Regions from separate parts of the Homo sapiens genome. Here region 1 is linked to region 2. A link is a loop called in an ENCODE intact Hi-C map of the cell type or tissue named here. Cell type or tissue: sigmoid colon. All regions are shown on one strand. Links, peaks and the distances in the headings refer to the core of each region. The heading gives the core; the rest is flanking DNA. Region 1 overlaps ATP11A (ATPase phospholipid transporting 11A). Region 2 overlaps ATP11A (ATPase phospholipid transporting 11A).

Region 1 (8,324 bases), core at 234-8,233, 130 kb after region 2:
GCTTCAGGTGTAGAGGGGGCTCTGTGTGTCGGGAGCACCTGCGCCCAGGCACAAACCAGCCGCCTGGCAGAGTGCCACGTGGCTTCGCCGTCCAGGGATGCTTCAGGTGCAGAGGGGGCTCTGTGTGTCGGGAGCACCTGCGCCCAGGCACAAACCAGCCGCCTGGCAGAGTGCCACGTGGCTTGGTGGACCAGGGATACTTCAGGTGCAGAGGGGGCTCTGTGTGTCGGGAGCACCTGCGCCCAGGCACAAACTAGCCACCTGGCAGAGTGCCACGTGGCTTCGCCGTCCAGGGATGCTTCAGGTGCAGAGGGGGCTCTGTGTGTCAGGAGCAGGTGACATCACAGCAGAACTGTCGTGGCCTTTGCTGTATGCTGCAGTGCCTGGAAGAGAAACTCGCTTTATCTGAGGCCTGAGAAGCCCACGTTCACAGCACAAGTATGTCCACAGCGATCACAGTGTTACTGGACGTGTGGGAAAAAATGACGCAAACGTTTCCCCTGACTCTTCCAAGTTCAGAGGTGGCCCGGCTGCCTTGCTCTGCATGAGGACAGATGACTCTCCGAAGGGGATTTGTGTTCACCTTCCAGCATTTCAGAAACCAGGACCCCCTTTGGGTCACCCCAACGCCCGTCCCGAGGGCATTTTGTCCCCTTTCGTGTCTTTCCCAGAGAAAAAACAGAGTCCCGGAGCCAAGTTCTTTTCCTCGTTCCTGCCTCTCCTGTGGAATTTCTAGGGTGTAGGAATAAAACGAGGCTTTGGAGGTTATCTGTGGGTTTATTTTTTCCTGACTGTAGCGTGTTAACTGGTCCATTAAAATCTTTAAAAAGCTTTCCACACTGCTATCCCTGTTTTTTGTTTTTTAATAATGGCATAATTTTAAAAAATAATCTAGTCTTCCCCATATTGTGATTAAACTCCTCATTTTTCTCATTTTGTAGGAGAAATTTATCTGTTTTGCAAAGGAGCAGATTCTTCGATATTCCCCCGAGTGATAGAAGGCAAAGTTGACCAGATCCGAGCCAGAGTGGAGCGTAACGCAGTGGTGAGAGCCGGGCTGGGGAGGGCCTCGTGGCGGTCAGCTCCCCTGCTGTCAGGAAGGAATTCCATGTTCCACAAGTTCCTGGCTGGGAATGGCGTATTGTATTCCTTGGGGAATGTTTAGAAATCAGCTGGGCCAGAGGCAGACAGACAGGCAGCCTCAGCCGGCACCGACCCCAGGGGGCCTCCGATACCCAGCCAGGCACAGGCTGTCCAGCCAGGCACAGGCCATCTCCTCCCCAGCCTTGCACAGGGTTTTATTTTCGGGTGGGTGCCAGGTTGGTTGATTGATGTTTTGGGGAGTCAGAATTAGCACGTTTGTGGTTATTGTATTGGAGCAAAAAGTCTTTGTGTTGACGTTTCTAGTGATTTGCTTCAAAACAAATCAGCACTTTCGTTTTCTGTTGTGACATCACCTGTTTGGGTTTCTTTCCCCATCTGGGTCTTAAGCTTGTATGATAAGGTTTCTTTCCACCACTTGTTGTATAGCACCGCCCAGCAGCCCGCACACCTGAGCCTCCCACTCCGTGGGTCCGGCTTTCTGTCTTTGGGGCTGCTGCGGTAGGGGGCCGGCCTGAGTGTCTCTCACAGCAGGGCCTCCCCTCCCCGTCAGACGCGCTAAAGCCGGGCAACACGTGGCTGGGGTGGACACGCTCCCTCCTGTCAGACACCTTAACTCCGGGTGATGCGTGGCTGGGTGGACATGCTCCCTCCTGTGAGAGGTCCTAACGCCGAGCGACGCATGGTTGGGTGGACGTGCTCTCTCCCGTCAGATGTCCTAACGCCGAGTGACGCACGGCTGAGTGCACATGCTCCCTCCTGTGAGATGCCCTAAAGCTACACTGTGCGTGGCTGGGGTGGACGCACTCCCTCCTGTCAGACGTCCTAAAGCTGGGTGACGCATGGCCGGGTGGGCGCGTTCCCTCCCATCAGATGCCCTAACGTTGGGTGATGCGTGGCTGGGTGGACGCGCTCCCTCTGCTCCCCACGTGGCTGCTTTGTCCCACGGTGTCTGCACCCTTCTCCCGACACCACCCTGGGGTCTTCTCCCTCACTCCAGCCCAGGGCAGCACCTCCTCTCACACCGACCTTATCATCTTTTCATGAAAAAGAAACAGTAACTGACAGGCTCTCCTCCCAGAGGTCCAAAATGACGCTGGCCAGAGTGGCTACGCACTGGAAAACAAGACTTCCAAGGCTGGCTCTGCACCAAGGAAGGCTGAACCGAGAGAACCTTGGACTAGAGGTCGTGGTACTCAGCGCTCCCTTCACTGACCATTTAAATGTAAAGCAATGTTTGTCCTCGCTGTCAGTCGCAACACTTGATTACTGTAGATGTCAGAGCATTAAGAATTCCTGCCGATGGACAGGAGCCCTTTCGCTCGCGAGCCCGTGCGTGCAGCAGCCAGAGCCTGTGAACTTCGTGGAATGCTGTCGACGTGCGGATCATCATCTTTACGTTGCTATTAAAACAGCTCCTGGCACTACAAAGTAGCTGCGTTGGAGCCAACAGGAATCCATAAATCAGCAGCAGGTTAAAGATTGTTGAACTTCTCTGTGAGGGATCTGGAAAATACATCACTGACTTCCACCAGCCACAGAGCTGCAGGGTGGGAGCCGAGCGGGTTCCTCTGAGCAGCACAAGCGTCCTGCGCTTCGACACACAATGAGCCTCAGTACAGGGGCGTGTGGGGGCTCCTGAGGGGGCAGCTCCATCTGCAGCTCGCTTTCCAATAGCGCGAGGCTGTGCTTTGCTGTGACGTGGTCGCCGTGCCATGCTGAGCACACGATGGCTACAGGTCACAGGTGACTGGTCCTCCATGGAGGGTCTTCATGGCCTGAGTACCAAATATCTTCCACCTGCTGGATCCCCACTGCTGCTGCCCAGGAGAGTAGGCGCATGGATTATGTGAATTGTGATGATTGTAAAGTCCACTTGCTGCTTGTTTCAGAAAGTCTTCTTGAGATGTAATTGCCATACATTGATCTATACATATTTAAAATGCGAGAGCAGCAAGGGCATTGACACACGAACACACAGGTGGAGGCTTTGCCTGCTGGGAAGGGGACGCATCCCTCACCCTAGAGACTGTCTCGCGCCCTCATACTCCCATCCCTGCCAACTCCCACTCGCTGGAGACCACCGCTCCACTCGCCGTCACTGCAGATTCGTGCCCACCTTCTGGAGCTTCCTATCAGCAGAATCACAAAAGGCGGCTGTTGTATCCGGCGTCTTTCACTCCCATAACTGCTGAGACTCGGCCGTGTGGGCCCGTTCATTTCTGTCGTGAGGAACAGCAGCACTCGTTCAGTTGCCGAGCACTAGCGGTACTAGTTCAGCGGCCGCTAGTCCAAGTACCTCTAGCGGTACTAGTCCAAGTGCCGGGCACTAGCAGTACTAACCAGTCCAGTTGCCGGGTGTTAGTGGTACTAACCAGTCCAGTTGCCGGGTGTTAGTGGTACTAACCAGTCCAGTTGCCGGGCACTAACAGTACTAATCAGTCCAGTTGCCGACTGCTAGCGGTACTAGTCCAGTTACTGGGCACTAGCCATACTAACCAGTCCAGTTGCCGGGCACTAGCAGTACTAGTCCAAGTGCCAGGTATCAGTGGTACTAATCAGTCCAGTTGCCAGCCGCTAGCAGTACTAGTCCAGTTACCGGGCACTAGCCATACTAACCAGTCCAGTTACTGGGCACTGGTGGTACAGACCAGTCCAGTTGCCAGCCACTAGCGGTACTAGTACTAGTCCAAGTGCCGGGCAGTAGCAGTACTAACCAGTCCAGTTGCCAGGCGCTAGCAGTACTAACCAGTCCAGTTTCCAGGCACTAGTGATACTAACCAGTCCAGTTGCCGGGCACTAGCAGTACTAACCAATCCAGTTGCCAGCACTAGCGGTACTATTCAGTCCAGTTGCCAGGCACTAGTGGTTCTAACCAGTCCAGTTGCCGGCACTATCGGTACTAACCAGTCCAGTTGCCAGCACTAGCGGTACTATTCAGTCCAGTTGCCAGCACTAGCGGTACTATTCAGTCCAGTTGCCAGGCACTAGTGGTTCTAACCAGTCCAGTTGCCAGCACTAGCGGTACTATTCAGTCCAGTTGCCAGGCACTAGTGGTTCTAACCAGTCCAGTTGCCGGCACTAGCGGTACTAACCAGTCCAGTTGCTGGCACTAGCGGTACTAACCAGTCCAGTTGCCAGGCACTAGTGGTTCTAACCAGTCCAGTTACCAGGCACTAGCGGTACTAACCAGTCCAGTTGCCAGCACTAGCGGTACTATTCAGTCCAGTTACCAGGCACTAGCGGTACTAACCAGTCCAGTTGCTGGCACTAGCGGTACTAACCAGTCCAGTTACCAGGCACTAGCGGTACTAACCAGTCCAGTTGCCGGCACTAGCGGTACTAACCAGTCCAGTTTCCAGGCACTAGTGATACTAACCAGTCCAGTTGCCGGCACTAGCAGTACTAACCAGTCCAGTTGCCGGCACTAGCAGCACTCGTTCATTTGCCGGGCACTCGCAGTGCTAGTTCTTTCTACGGATGGACCAGTTTCTTGATTCTTCCGCCTGTTGGCAGACATTGGGTTGTTTCCAGTTGGGGCTGTTTTGGAAGCAGCTGCTGCGGGCCGCCTGCTGTGCGTGTCTGGGGCTGAGCCGATGTGTCCTTTTCTCCTGGGGACCCTCCTGTCAGAGCGTCTTCATTTCTCTTTCCACAGCTTCCCTTTTCTGGCTGCTTTTGAGGTGTTTCGTGATGGGATGCCTTGGTGGAGTGATGCTGTGTTTCTTTGCTCAGCCGTGTTGAGCATCTCGGATCTGCGGCGTTTCATCAAGTTTAACATTTTTCAGCAATTATTCTACAGATATTTTTCTTCCTTGCTCCCTTTCAGCAGTTCCAGGACCCATGTACTCAACTGCCGGATGTTGTCTCACCGCTTACAAAGGCTTTTCCCTTTAAGGTTTTCCACGTTTCTTTAGAGACGGTTTCTGTTGCCATGTCACGAGTTTTTCCCGTGCAGCGTCTAACCTGTCAGCACCCCACGCAGGACACCCCTCTCCTCAAACATCGGAGTTTTCATGTCTAGAAATTCCGCCAGCGTGGTTTTGTATCCTCATGCCCCTACTTAACATGGGGCGTGTGTGATAACGATTGCGGTGACTGTTTAAATCCTCCTCGCTAACGGATGGGACGTGTGTGATAACGGTGGCAGTGACTGTTTAAATCCTCCTCGCTAACTGCACCCCTGCTGCCAGCTCTGGACCAGCCACAGTGTTGCACAGTCCCCTCGTTTGGGGCAGGGACGGTGCCCCTGCGTGATGGTGGCCTGTGGCCGGATGCCTGCCTGTGGGCTTTGTTGGATGCTGGGTATCGTGGTCCTCCTGGAGATCTTAAATCTTGTTCTGGGGTGTGGCTGAGTTCCTGGGAACAGTCTGTTCCTTTCAGGCCATGCCTTCGTGATGTCCAGCAGACCCACAGCAGTGCCTGCCCCGGGTGGTGCTCCCCAGACTGCCAGGCCCTGAGCGCTGTGCCTGGTGAGTGGCCATGCCTCCTGGCAGCAGGCTGTCCCACCCTCCTCCTAATGGCTTGTTGCTGGCCTCCAGGAGCTTCCTCACAGTTGCAGGTGCTTGAGGGGCCGTCCACAGCCTCTGGCATCCACTCCATCCTAGGAACTCTGGTGCTTGTTCCCTTGACACCCAGGTCTGCCCCATAACTCAGGGAATTCACTGGCTCCGGCTACGTTCCCCTGCCCGAGCCTCGGCCTGGAAGCTCTCCGGGTAGTGAGCTGGGCACTTGCAGGGCCCCCTCGGTTGGCAGCATTTTATTTTGAAATAATTACAGATTTAGGAGAAGTTAAAATAAGTAGAAAGACAGTCCAGAGGGGCCTGTGTGTCCTTCGAGTCCAGTTAATTTCTCCTTTCGCTGGCTGTGCTTGCTGTCATATCGAAGAAACTGCTATGAAATCCAAGATGATGAAGATTTGCCACCACTGTGTTTTTTTCTATAAGTTTTCTAGTTTTAGCTCTTAAATGTAGGAGTGTAATCCATGTTTGGCTAATTTTTGCATCTTTCATAAAGTGAGGGTCCTACTTTATTTCCCTGCATGCAGTTATCCAGTTTTCCCAGCACCATTTGGTGAAGACTCTCCTCTCCCACTGAGTGATACTGACACTCTTGCTGAAAAGCATTTGATTACGGTACCTGGAGGTTTATTTCTGGGCTCTCTGTTCCATCCCATTTTCTCTATGTCTGTCTTTATCCCAGTTCCCGCTGTTTTGATTACTGTCAGTTTCTAGCAGGCTTTGAAACCAGGATATGTGAGTCTTTCAACTTTGTTCTTCTGTTATAAAATGGTTTGGCTATTCTGAACCTCTTGAGATTTAATAGGAATTTTAGGATGGGCTTTTTCATTTGTGCAGAAAATGCCACTGGGGGCCAGGTACGGTGGCTCATACTTGTAATTCCAGCACTTTGGGAGGCTGAGGCATAAGGATCACTTGAGGCCAGAAGTTTGAGACCAGCCTGGGAAACATAGCAAGACCCTGCCTCTACAAAACATACAAAAGGAAAATCAGCCAGGGGTGGAGGCACACATCTGTGGTCCTAGCTACTAGGCAGGATGAGATGGAAGGGTCGCTTGAGCACAGAAGTTTAAAGCAGTAGTGAGCCGTGATGGCACCACTGCATGTTTCCACGGGCAACTGAGTAAGACCCTGTCTCAAAAAAAGAAACGGAGGAAGGGCGGGAGGGAAGAGCCATTGGGATGTTGATAGGATTTCATTTAATCAGTAGATCACTTTGGGTAGTGTTGTCATCTTAACAATCCATGAACATGGGATATCTTTCCATTTATTTAGGTATTTTATAATTTCTTTCAGCAAACTTTGGTATTTTTCAGCCTTGAGTCTTTTACCTCCTTGGTTAAATTTATTCATAAGTATTTTACTTTTGTTGATGCTACTGAAGTGGAATTTTTTTTTAATTTCCTTTTCATATTGTTCATTGGTAGTGTATAGAAATGCCACTAGTTTTCGTGTGTTGACTTTGTACCCTGTGTCTTTGCTGAATTCAGTTAGTGGGGAGCACATTCTTCATGGTCTTCTGGATATAGGATCATGTCATCTGCAAATAGGCCTTAGAAAGGCATCCTTTCTAATGTGGAAACTTTCTTTTTCTCTTTATAGCCTAATCCTCTCACTTAGAGCATCTAATACTCTGTTGAATAGAAGTGGCAAAAGCAGGCATCCCTGTCTTGTTCCTGATCCTACGGAAAAGCTTTCAGTCCTTCACCATGGAGGGTGATGTTAGCTGTAGGTTTTTCTTTTCTTTTTTTTGAGACAGAGTTTTGCTCTTGTCGCCCAGGCTGGAGTGCAATGGCACGATCTCGGCTCACTGCAACCTCTGCCTCCTGGGTTCAAGCCATTCTCTTGCCTCAGCCTCCCGAGTAACTGGGATTATAGGCATGCACCACCACGCCTGGCTAATTTTTGTATTTTTAGTAGAGATGGGGTTTCACCACGTTGGCCAGTCTGGTCTTGAATTCCTGACCTCAGGTGATCTGCCCACCTCAGCCTCCCAAAGTGCTGGGATTACAGGCGTGAGCCATCATGCCTTGCTGGTTTTTTCACTTAAGTGGTTTTTACCACGTTGAGGAGGTTTCTTCTCTCCCCAGTTTATTAAGTGGTTTTATCACCAAAAGGTGCTGGTTTTTTTTCAGATGCCTTTTCTGCATCAGTTGAGATGATCATGTGGGATTTATGTCATGTATTGCATTGACTTTCATATGTTGACTCACTTTTGCATTCCTGGAATAAACCCCACTTGGTCGTGGTGTATGATCCTCTATGTGCCATTGGATTCAGTTTGCTAGTATTTTGTTGAGCATATTTGCATCTATATTTCTAAGGGATATTGTTCTACAGTTTTCTTGTAGGGTATTTGTCTGGCTTTGTTTTATGTGCTGTGTCCAGGGTTTTCGTAGTACTTAGCAGGAGGAATAGAGAAAAGTATTTCTGTTCTGTGTTACCACAAGAGAAAGTCCCTGATTGACTTTTAAAAGCAGCGACATATTTATTTCCAAAAGCTTCTGCTTATCACTCACAGCAACCTAAGTTCTGGGACCATTTTGGGTTATTATCCTGTAAAACCATTTTCTTGTTATGTAATTTTTCTGGTTTCAGACTGAAGCTATATATCTTGTATGTTTTATTGCCTCTTAGGAAAAGTCAGAGAATTCATTCTGCAATTCGCATTTATGTCTCCAATCTGTAACTTGATCAACAGGTGCA
Region 2 (8,324 bases), core at 203-8,202:
AGATGGATCACCTGAGGTCAGGCGTTTGAGACCAGCCTGGCCAACATGGTGAAACCTTGTCTCTACCAAAAATACATAATTAGCCCTGTGTGGTGGCACACGCCTGTAATCCCACCTACTCAGGAGGCTGAGGCAGGAGACTTGCTTGAACCCAGGAGACAGAGGTTGCAGTGAGCTAAGATCACACCATTGCACTCCAGCCTGGGCAATAAGAGTGAAATTCTGTCTCAAAAAAAAAAAAAAAAAAAGAAGAAGAAGTTTTGCAGAGGAGACGAGGGCCTTGAAGGTGAGGAGCGTAGTGGCCAGCCTTTGGAAGTTGACAACGACCAACTGAGAGCAGTCATTGAAGCCGATCCTCTTAAAACTACACGAGAAGCTGCTGAAGAACTCAATGTAGCCATTCCACAGTCGACCGGCATTTGACGCAAATTAAAAAGGTGAAAAAGCTCGGTAAGTGGGTGCCTCATGAGCTGAGCGAGAATCAAAAAAATTGTGATTTTGAAGTGTCATCTTCTCTTATTCTACACAACAAAAACAAACCATTTCTCGATCAGATTGTAACGTGCGCCGAAAAGTGGATCTTATATGACAACCAGTGACAACCGGCTCAGTGGTTGGACCGAGAAGCTCCAAAGCACTTCCCAAAGCCAAACTTGCACCAAAAAAAGGTCCTGGTCACTGTCTGGTGGCCTGTGCCGGTCTGATCCACCACAACTTTCTGAATCTCCACAAAACCATTACATCTTGAGAAGTATGCTCAGCAAATCCATGAGACGCTTTGAAAACTACAACGCCTGCAGCCGGCATTGGTCAACAGGAAGGGCCCAATTCTTCTCCATGACAAAGCCCAACCGCACGTCACGCAACCAACACTTCAAAAGTGGAAAAATTGGGCTGCGAAGTTTTGCCTCATCCGCCATATTCACCTGACCTCTCACCAACCAGCTACCACTTCAAGCATCTCGACAACTTTTACAGGGAAAACGCTTCCACAACCAGCAGGATGCAGAAAATGCTTTCCAAGAGTTTGTCGAATCCCAAAGCCTGATTTTTATGCTACAGGAATAAACAAACTTATTTCTCGTTGGCAAAAATGTGTTGATTGTAATGGTTACTATTTTGGTTAATAAAGATGTGTTTGAGCCTAGTTATAATGATTTAAAATTCACGGTCCGAAACCGTAATTACCTTTGTACCAACCTAAGTCCCCTTATTATTAGTAAGAAACTTAATTGTAAAATGGAGTAATTATATATTTTACATCGTTAGACTCATTTAAAAACCGCAAGTATAGCATGAAATTGACTAGAAACCCTATTTGTCAGGTAATCTTCGCAGTTGACAGAAAAGTAAAACGTAAAAGGAGTATTAATGGCTTTTCCTTAGCACCCTCACTCACAATTTTAGTTCATTAAAAAATGGGTTGATATTGATTTCTATCAACATGTCACCCTTGCAAACCTCAGAGCGACTGAGTCTGATGGACAGTTTCTCGGCTTCCCTGGCTGTCACTCAGATGTGGCCTCTCACTGTGGGCCCCACGTGGGCTGCGTGTGGCCCTGTGAGTTGGTCCCACCCCTGCCCGACAAGCCTGTAGCTTTGGTCGTCTTCCAACGAGTGGCTCTCCCGCCTGTGTTTTGAACTCATGGAGGGGGAGGGGGAGTTTGTGCAGAGAATCTAGGATCATGTGCATCTGATTTTATGTTTTTAATGGGCCTGGCCAAGGAAGAGAGAGTGATTTGGTTCCTGTCTTAACTTGAAGACCCTCTGGGGCAGGCACATGTTCCAGGGTAGACTCCGGGAGGGATGGGTGTGATGTGTCTGTAGGGTTCCAGGCGGGAAGGGGAGTGCCGGAAGCAGGTCTGGGAGGGGGAATTGGGTGTCCCCAGCCAGCCTGTCTCAGGGGCCCATGTGGGACTCTTGGCCAGCCCTCTGTGCCCCTCCTGGCTGTGTCTTCAGGACTAAGCTCTGATTTTTTTTTAAATTTACCCAAATTCCTTTCTAAGGGGTCTGGGGAGTCATGCCCTACAAATCATAAATTCTCATCAGATGGGTTTTATTTAACCCTGTATATCATGACTTACTTTCCAATCTGACTCTGGCATAACAAGGAAGAAAATCAAAATGTTTTACCCCAAAATATATTTCCTTGTCATACCTTGAAATTGCCCTGCAAGGTCACTTGTGGGAAAAATCCACATTCTGTAGAGAATCCTCTTCCCCCTTTGTTTTCCTTCTTTCCTTTCCAGGTCCAGGCAATAATCAACTAAGATCCAGGCACCCTTTTAAGTCTGATAAAAAGCAATTTACAACCTGCCTTCTCTGAAGTCCGCTATCTAAGAGCTTCCTCTGCACAATAAAACTTGGTCTCCACAATCCTTTATCTTAACCTGAACATTTCCTTTCTGTCATCCCAGGTCTTCAGATAAACTCAACCAATTGTCAACCAGAAGATGTTTAAATTTACCTATAGCCTGGAAGCCCCTCGCTTTGAGTTGTCTCGCCTTTCTGAACCAAACCAATGTATTTCTTAAATGTATTTAAGTCTCATGCCTCCCTAAAATGTATAAAACCAAGCTGCGCCCGACCACCTTGGACACATGTTCTCAGGACATCCTGAGGGTTGTGCCACTCATATTTGGCTCAGAATAAATCTCTTCAGATATTTTACAGAGTTTGACTCTTGTTGTCAACTGTCTGCAAATAGGAGCTGCGCCCATGAGGGCATAGCCCAGTTAGGCCGCGCTGCTCCCTGCTGCTGACCAGCCCCTGTTGGAGCTGATGCTGCCCACATCCCACAGCTGAGAGCAAGGGTCTCAACAGCACAGGTCCTCTGCCTGCACTCTGCCCTGGAGCTGGGCATCAGCCATGGTGAGGGCCTGGAACTGCGTGACACCCGGGTGTCAGGCGGCCACTCTCAGCATCCACATTCCCTCAGCATCACGGGGAGGCCGGCTGCAGTCGGGAATCACGAGTGTCATCCATGTGGTCCTCCCTCTTTGCAGACGTGTGTGTGGCCGTGGTGTTTAAGTTGTGTCTGCTGCCTTGGGGGCCCTTTGGAAAGGCTCTTTCTCACAAAGAATGCATCGTGTTCGCAAAGCCAGCTCATGCCTCCTAATGTAAACTCAAAACCCAATTCACCCCTAAGCAAGTGGCCCACACCGTGTGTGACTGGAAAAATCAGTGTTTCCCGACAGGATGTGACAAATGGGGCTGTAGCAGGGCAGGGCCGCTCCCCAGAAAACAAGCGCCCCAGGTTTTCCCTTCTCCTGTACCACTGCCCTGGAAGAGTTCTACCCATGAGGGCCCTTGGAGCCATCTCGACTAGAACGTTAACAGGAAGGAAGGAGCCTGCGGGAGAAGACAGGGCTCCAGGAGGCGGCGGAGGCCTCTGTGGTGGCCAAGCAGGCCCCGCAGGGCTGAGCTGCTGGGTTTTCCTGGGCCTGGGCTGCTCTCTGGTTCCAGGGAGGGGTTGTAACACTCCCGGCAGAGCTGTCTCATGGGGAGGGCGTTCACAGGTGGTGAGTGTGGACAGTGAGGGGAAGACCAGTTCCAGTCTTTGGCAAATGCTGATAGTAATGAAAATCATTTTAAAAATCATAACAGGGCAGACAAGTCACAGCTCTGGTTGGTCTTCACCTGCCGTCACTATCATCCCTGCAGGGAGAGAAGGTTCGGCTCCCTGGGGCTCTCCCAGCCCCGCGTCATGTGAGGGGGCACTAGTCACAGTGCGGGAGGCTTCAGAGCGGAGGGCAGGGCCCCTGCCAACCACCCGGAGCCACCCACCCACCCACCCACCGCTGTTTGAAGCAGGGACTCGGTTCTCAAAGTGCCGGGGTCAGAGGTCACCAGAGGCTGCTGAAATCAGGGTTGGAGGGCTGGCATGTTCGTATTTGGGGGAAGGAGGCAGGATCCCAGGGGACCCGTCCTGCGTGCTGACACTTTACCACGAGGCAGCTGGGCCGCGTGCGGCTCTTCCGACTTTTCATCATGCTTCCTGAGCCAGAGCCATTTAAAAAAAAATGCTGAAATTTAGAAGGTAGTATTCGCTCTAAAATTTTGTCGCTTAAAAAAGTGGCTTGAAGTATTCAGCAGGAAAATTGTCCCAAATTACTTGTTAAAACTAAAAGCTGGGCCAGGTGTGGTGATGCACACCTGTGGTCCCATCTACTTGAGAGGCCGAGGTGGGAGGATCAGATCCCCTGAGCCCAGGAGTTCGAAGCCAACCTGGGCAACATAGCAAGACCCTGTCTCTGATACATACGTAAATAAAATAAAAGTTAAAACTCAAAGGGGAGGAACCTGAGATCCAATTTTAAATCCACCTGATGAGAAAAAAAAAAAAGCAGCCCAGGGACGTCACCGTAAACAGGCACCGCATCCACCAGGGGTCAGGAGTCAGGTCAGGGCTCTGGACTGGGAGGGGCACTGCAGGGACATCCCGTCAGCGGGCACCGTGCGTTGAGCCAGGGGTCAGGGCTTTGGACCGGGCAAGACTCTGTTTTGCTTCCATTTTTTAAGCCTCTGGAAGTCCTGGCTGTTCAGAATTCCAGGCTTGAATTGCTAGTGTTCCCGGGACTGGGAAACAGCCCGGATGTGTGGAGTAAGAGGCAGCTCTTGGATTGCTGTGAACGTAGGGGAGCAAGGCTCCACGCCCTCTCCCAGCCTCTCTGCCTTCTGAATACAGCCCAGGAGCCTGGATGACTCACTTTCTGGAGCACATAGATAAGGAGCGGGTGGAGGGGAGAGGCCTTAGTTAATTAACATTCCTAGGAATCTGAGGCTCCTTCTCCCAGCCCTGTTGTCTGGGTAGCAACGTGCTGAACCCAGAGTGAGAACAGCTGGCTGCAGTGTCAGGGGCAGGACCTTTTGTCGATGAGTTTAAAAAACAAAGCAGAAGCTGCCAGGTGCCTCCTTCGCATGTTGGCTCCCACGTGTTTTCCCCGTTCTCCCTCCCCACCCTGAGTGACACACGCTATGCTGCTTGAAAATAGCACAGATGCATTTTGCTTCACGGTGAAATGTGGCCGGTAGTTCCCCAGGAGTAAACAATGTGGTGGTGCCCACGGGGGAAGAGCAGCTTAATTATGCACCCAGCCCCGCATACAAAACGCTCCCTCCATGGTTAGAATTTGCTGGGGCTAAGGGAGTCAGGGCTGGTTTTCTCCAGCAGCCTTGGAGCTAGGTGGTGTCATTTAAATGGCCCTCAAAGCCCTACCTGGATGTCTTCATTGTGCCACACCAGCCTTTATCCAAGCTCACTGGGCCCCACAGTGTGGCTGATAGTGAGGGTCTGGGGGTGGGGGATCGTGAGGTGAGGGACAGCAACCCCGTCCTGTCCTTGTCTAGGCCTCTGAGACAGGCCCGAAGGACAGGCTTTTCTCTCTACTGTGGGTGATGGTCCCGGCTGGTCAGCTAGCGTCCACAGCCCCTCGACTCCCTGCGCAGAGCCCCTCTCACTGGACCGGCGTCAGTGCCCCACAGAGACTGGAAACCTGTTTCCAAGGTGTGGCTCTATGGCCGGACCACAGTCGGTGAGGTGAGGGCCAGTTCCAGCCAGGGTGCCACCTCTGCCTTTTCTTATGTCCACTGGAAAAAATAAAGAGGGTGTTTGTCATCCCCTGTCTTTTGGGACTCGGGGTTCAGTGCAGGCCAGGGGAGGTTGTGTCTCTGGTGTTTGCTGAACACAAAGCGTATGAAAGTGGTAACACCTCGGAGGTGAGGGCTTTCTTTTTATAGCAGCCATGCTGGAACTCAGTGTCTGAGGAGACCTAGAGTATTTGTTTGAATGTTTGAAAGAGACGTATCTGGTTAATGTGAGCAGAGGCTTGGAAATTTAGAGCACGCTCGACTGTATTTCAGTAGACTTATGACAGCAGCTACACATCCATCCATTTTAGCATTCTCAGAGTATTCTAAAACATGGAGGGCTGGGCACGGTGGCTCACACCTGGAATCCCAGCACTTTGGGAGGCTGAGGCAGGCGGATCACAAGGTCAGGAGTTTGAGACCGGCCTGGCCAACATGGTGAAACCCCGTCTCTACTAAAAATACAAAAATTTGCTGGGCATGGTGGTGGGCGCCTGTAATCCCAGCTACTCAGGAGGCTGAGACAGGAGAATTGCTTGAACCTGGGAGGCGGAGGTTGCAGTGAGCCAAGATCATGCCATTGCACTTTAGCCTGGGTGACAGAGCAAGACTCCGTCTCTAAAAAAAATAAATAAAAACATGGAGTTCACAAAGTGGCATGAATAATCATGAAACGAAGTGACTTCAAAGTGTAATGGTTCTCATGCATGTAAGAATTCATGTTATTAAACAAGTATAAATAAAAAAATTGTGCACTGCATAAGTGACAGATAGTTTTGTAGTATTTGTTAAAGTGCCATCATAGCCGCCTGTGAAAGAGGTCTCAGTAGGTGTCTGATTCTTGTTTAATGCCACAGCTTCTGAGACTCCATTTGTTTCAGGCAGAGTGGACATTTCACTCGCGGTTTAATTTGCGGGAAGATCACATTCTGGCCGTTTAATCTTCTGATGACAGACAGCTAACTGTTGATAAGGATAAAATGAAACCAGACATCGGTTTGCATGTGTCCAGTTGAGGGGAAAAAGGCCGAGGATGCTGTCAGGACGCAGGCAGGCAACCTATTTAGGATGGGGAGTAGCAGTTCAGAGGGTGTAGCTTCCATTCCTGGCCCCAGCCTCCCTTCCACTCCTCCCACCCCTGATCCCAGCCTCCCTTCCATTCTTCCCACCCCAGATCCCACGCCTCCCTTCCCACCCAGCTTCCATTCCTGGCCCCAGTCTCCCTTCCACTCCCCCCCACCCCTGATCCCACACCTCCCTTTCACTCCCCCGACCCCTGATCCCACGCCTCCCTTCCACTCCCCCGACCCCTGGTCCCAGCCTCCCTTCCACTCCCCGCACCCCTGATCCCACAACTCCCTTCCACTCCTCCCACCCGGCTTCCTTTCCTGGCCCCACGTCTACTGGAATTCCACTCCTCCCAGCTGTCTTGCACCCGCTCTCTTTCCCCTTGTTTTCTCTTTTCCTTCCCAATTAGCACCGATTTTCCTTCCCCGATTAGCACCTCCCGCTGCCGCTCCAGCTGTGTTCTCCATCTCCTGGTCTGGGGTGTTCCGCTGCAGCCACAGGACCCCACTGTGGGAACCCACGTCTCTGCAGGGAAATGTTTACGGTGACTTTCCTATGTGTGTGGCTGGCTCGTCAGGGAGCGGTGTGGAGGAGACCTGAAGGACAGCCCTTCCCCTTCCCTTTCTCCCTCCTCACTCCCCGAACCCTGCCCAGCTCTGGGCCTCCCCAGGGCTGAGGAGAGGTGGCGTCTCCACTCCTGACCTGGAGGCCCGTCTGGCTTCTGGCTCCAGCCCCCTCTGCTGCCTTCTTTGTGTGTCTGTGATGGAATACGCGTTCTGCGTGATGAGACTGTTATGGAGACGCAAGAGAATGTGAAGGTGAAGCTTCTCGACCTTGGGCTGGAGCGGGTGGGGTGCTGAGAGCACCGAGAGCCCCTTGCCACCTCGGCTTCTGGCAGGTCAGTGAGGCCACTGTGGATCAGGCTTTTAAGATCATGGGAAAACACACATAACAAACATGCAACATCTTGTCTAGATTTATGTGCACAGTTCAGTGCTTTAGCACGTTCACCTTGTGTCACCATCACCACTGCCCCCCCGCAGAACTTCCGCTTCTTCCCAAACTGAAACTCCGTCCCGCTTAAATTCTCTCCTCCTTCCCCCTTCCCGTAGACCCTGGCAGCCCCATTCAACTTTCTGTCTCTAGGTATTTGTCAGCTCAAATGAGTGACTCACACAGGATTTGTCCTTTTGTGACCAGCTCATTTCACTCAGCACAAAGTCCACAAGGGTCCCTGTGTTGTAGCCTGTATGACTCCGCCGTTCCTTTGCATGGATATACCACGTTTTGCTCACACATTCACCTGTTGAAGGACACTTGGGTTGTTTCCTGCGGCAGCTTTTCCTGACCGAAAGCTTCTCAAAAGGACTAGCCCCCTCAGGTGCCCCAAACTCGATTGCAGAAGACTGTGTTGTCACCTGCCTGCTTCTACAGAGAGGCACCAACCTGGGGTGACATGTGCACTCTTGGCTTTGTAGTGTCCTGGCCCATCCCCGGTACCTGGCCAATCCCCTACACCTGGCCCACCTCCCCACACCTGGCCGATCCCCCCACACCTGGCCCACCTCCCCACACCTGGCCCACCTCCCCACACCTGGCCCACCTCCCCACACCTGGCCCATCCCCCACACCTGGCCCATCCCCGTACCTGGCCCATCCCCTGCACC

The links. Peaks named below come from ENCODE experiments on the same cell type or tissue, not always from the same donor. Only the 100,000 strongest peaks of a DNase experiment are listed, where the experiment ranks them.
Region 1: a loop joins it to region 2, with 1.9 times the contacts of the local background. A loop is called at or near these places in 1 of 110 quality-filtered maps.

The regions. Positions count from the first base shown.
Region 1 is chr13:112,841,335-112,849,658 of GRCh38, forward strand. ATP11A (ATPase phospholipid transporting 11A) reads left to right here. Exons shown (of 30, transcript NM_015205.3): 17 at 942-1,045. Among named protein-coding and RNA genes, the nearest start is that of ATP11A-AS1, 91 kb to the left of the region's middle. In sigmoid colon, for the core only: no CTCF peak of the experiment used is centred there; no DNase peak of the experiment used is centred there; H3K4me3 peaks cover 737 bases.
Region 2 is chr13:112,707,187-112,715,510 of GRCh38, forward strand. All of the region lies in intron 1 of ATP11A (ATPase phospholipid transporting 11A), which reads left to right. Among named protein-coding and RNA genes, the nearest start is that of ATP11A, 21 kb to the left of the region's middle. RefSeq lists an enhancer at 6,627-7,456. In sigmoid colon, for the core only: no CTCF peak of the experiment used is centred there; DNase peaks (open chromatin) are centred at 3,885, 4,765 and 5,595; H3K4me3 peaks cover 761 bases; H3K27ac peaks cover 1,313 bases.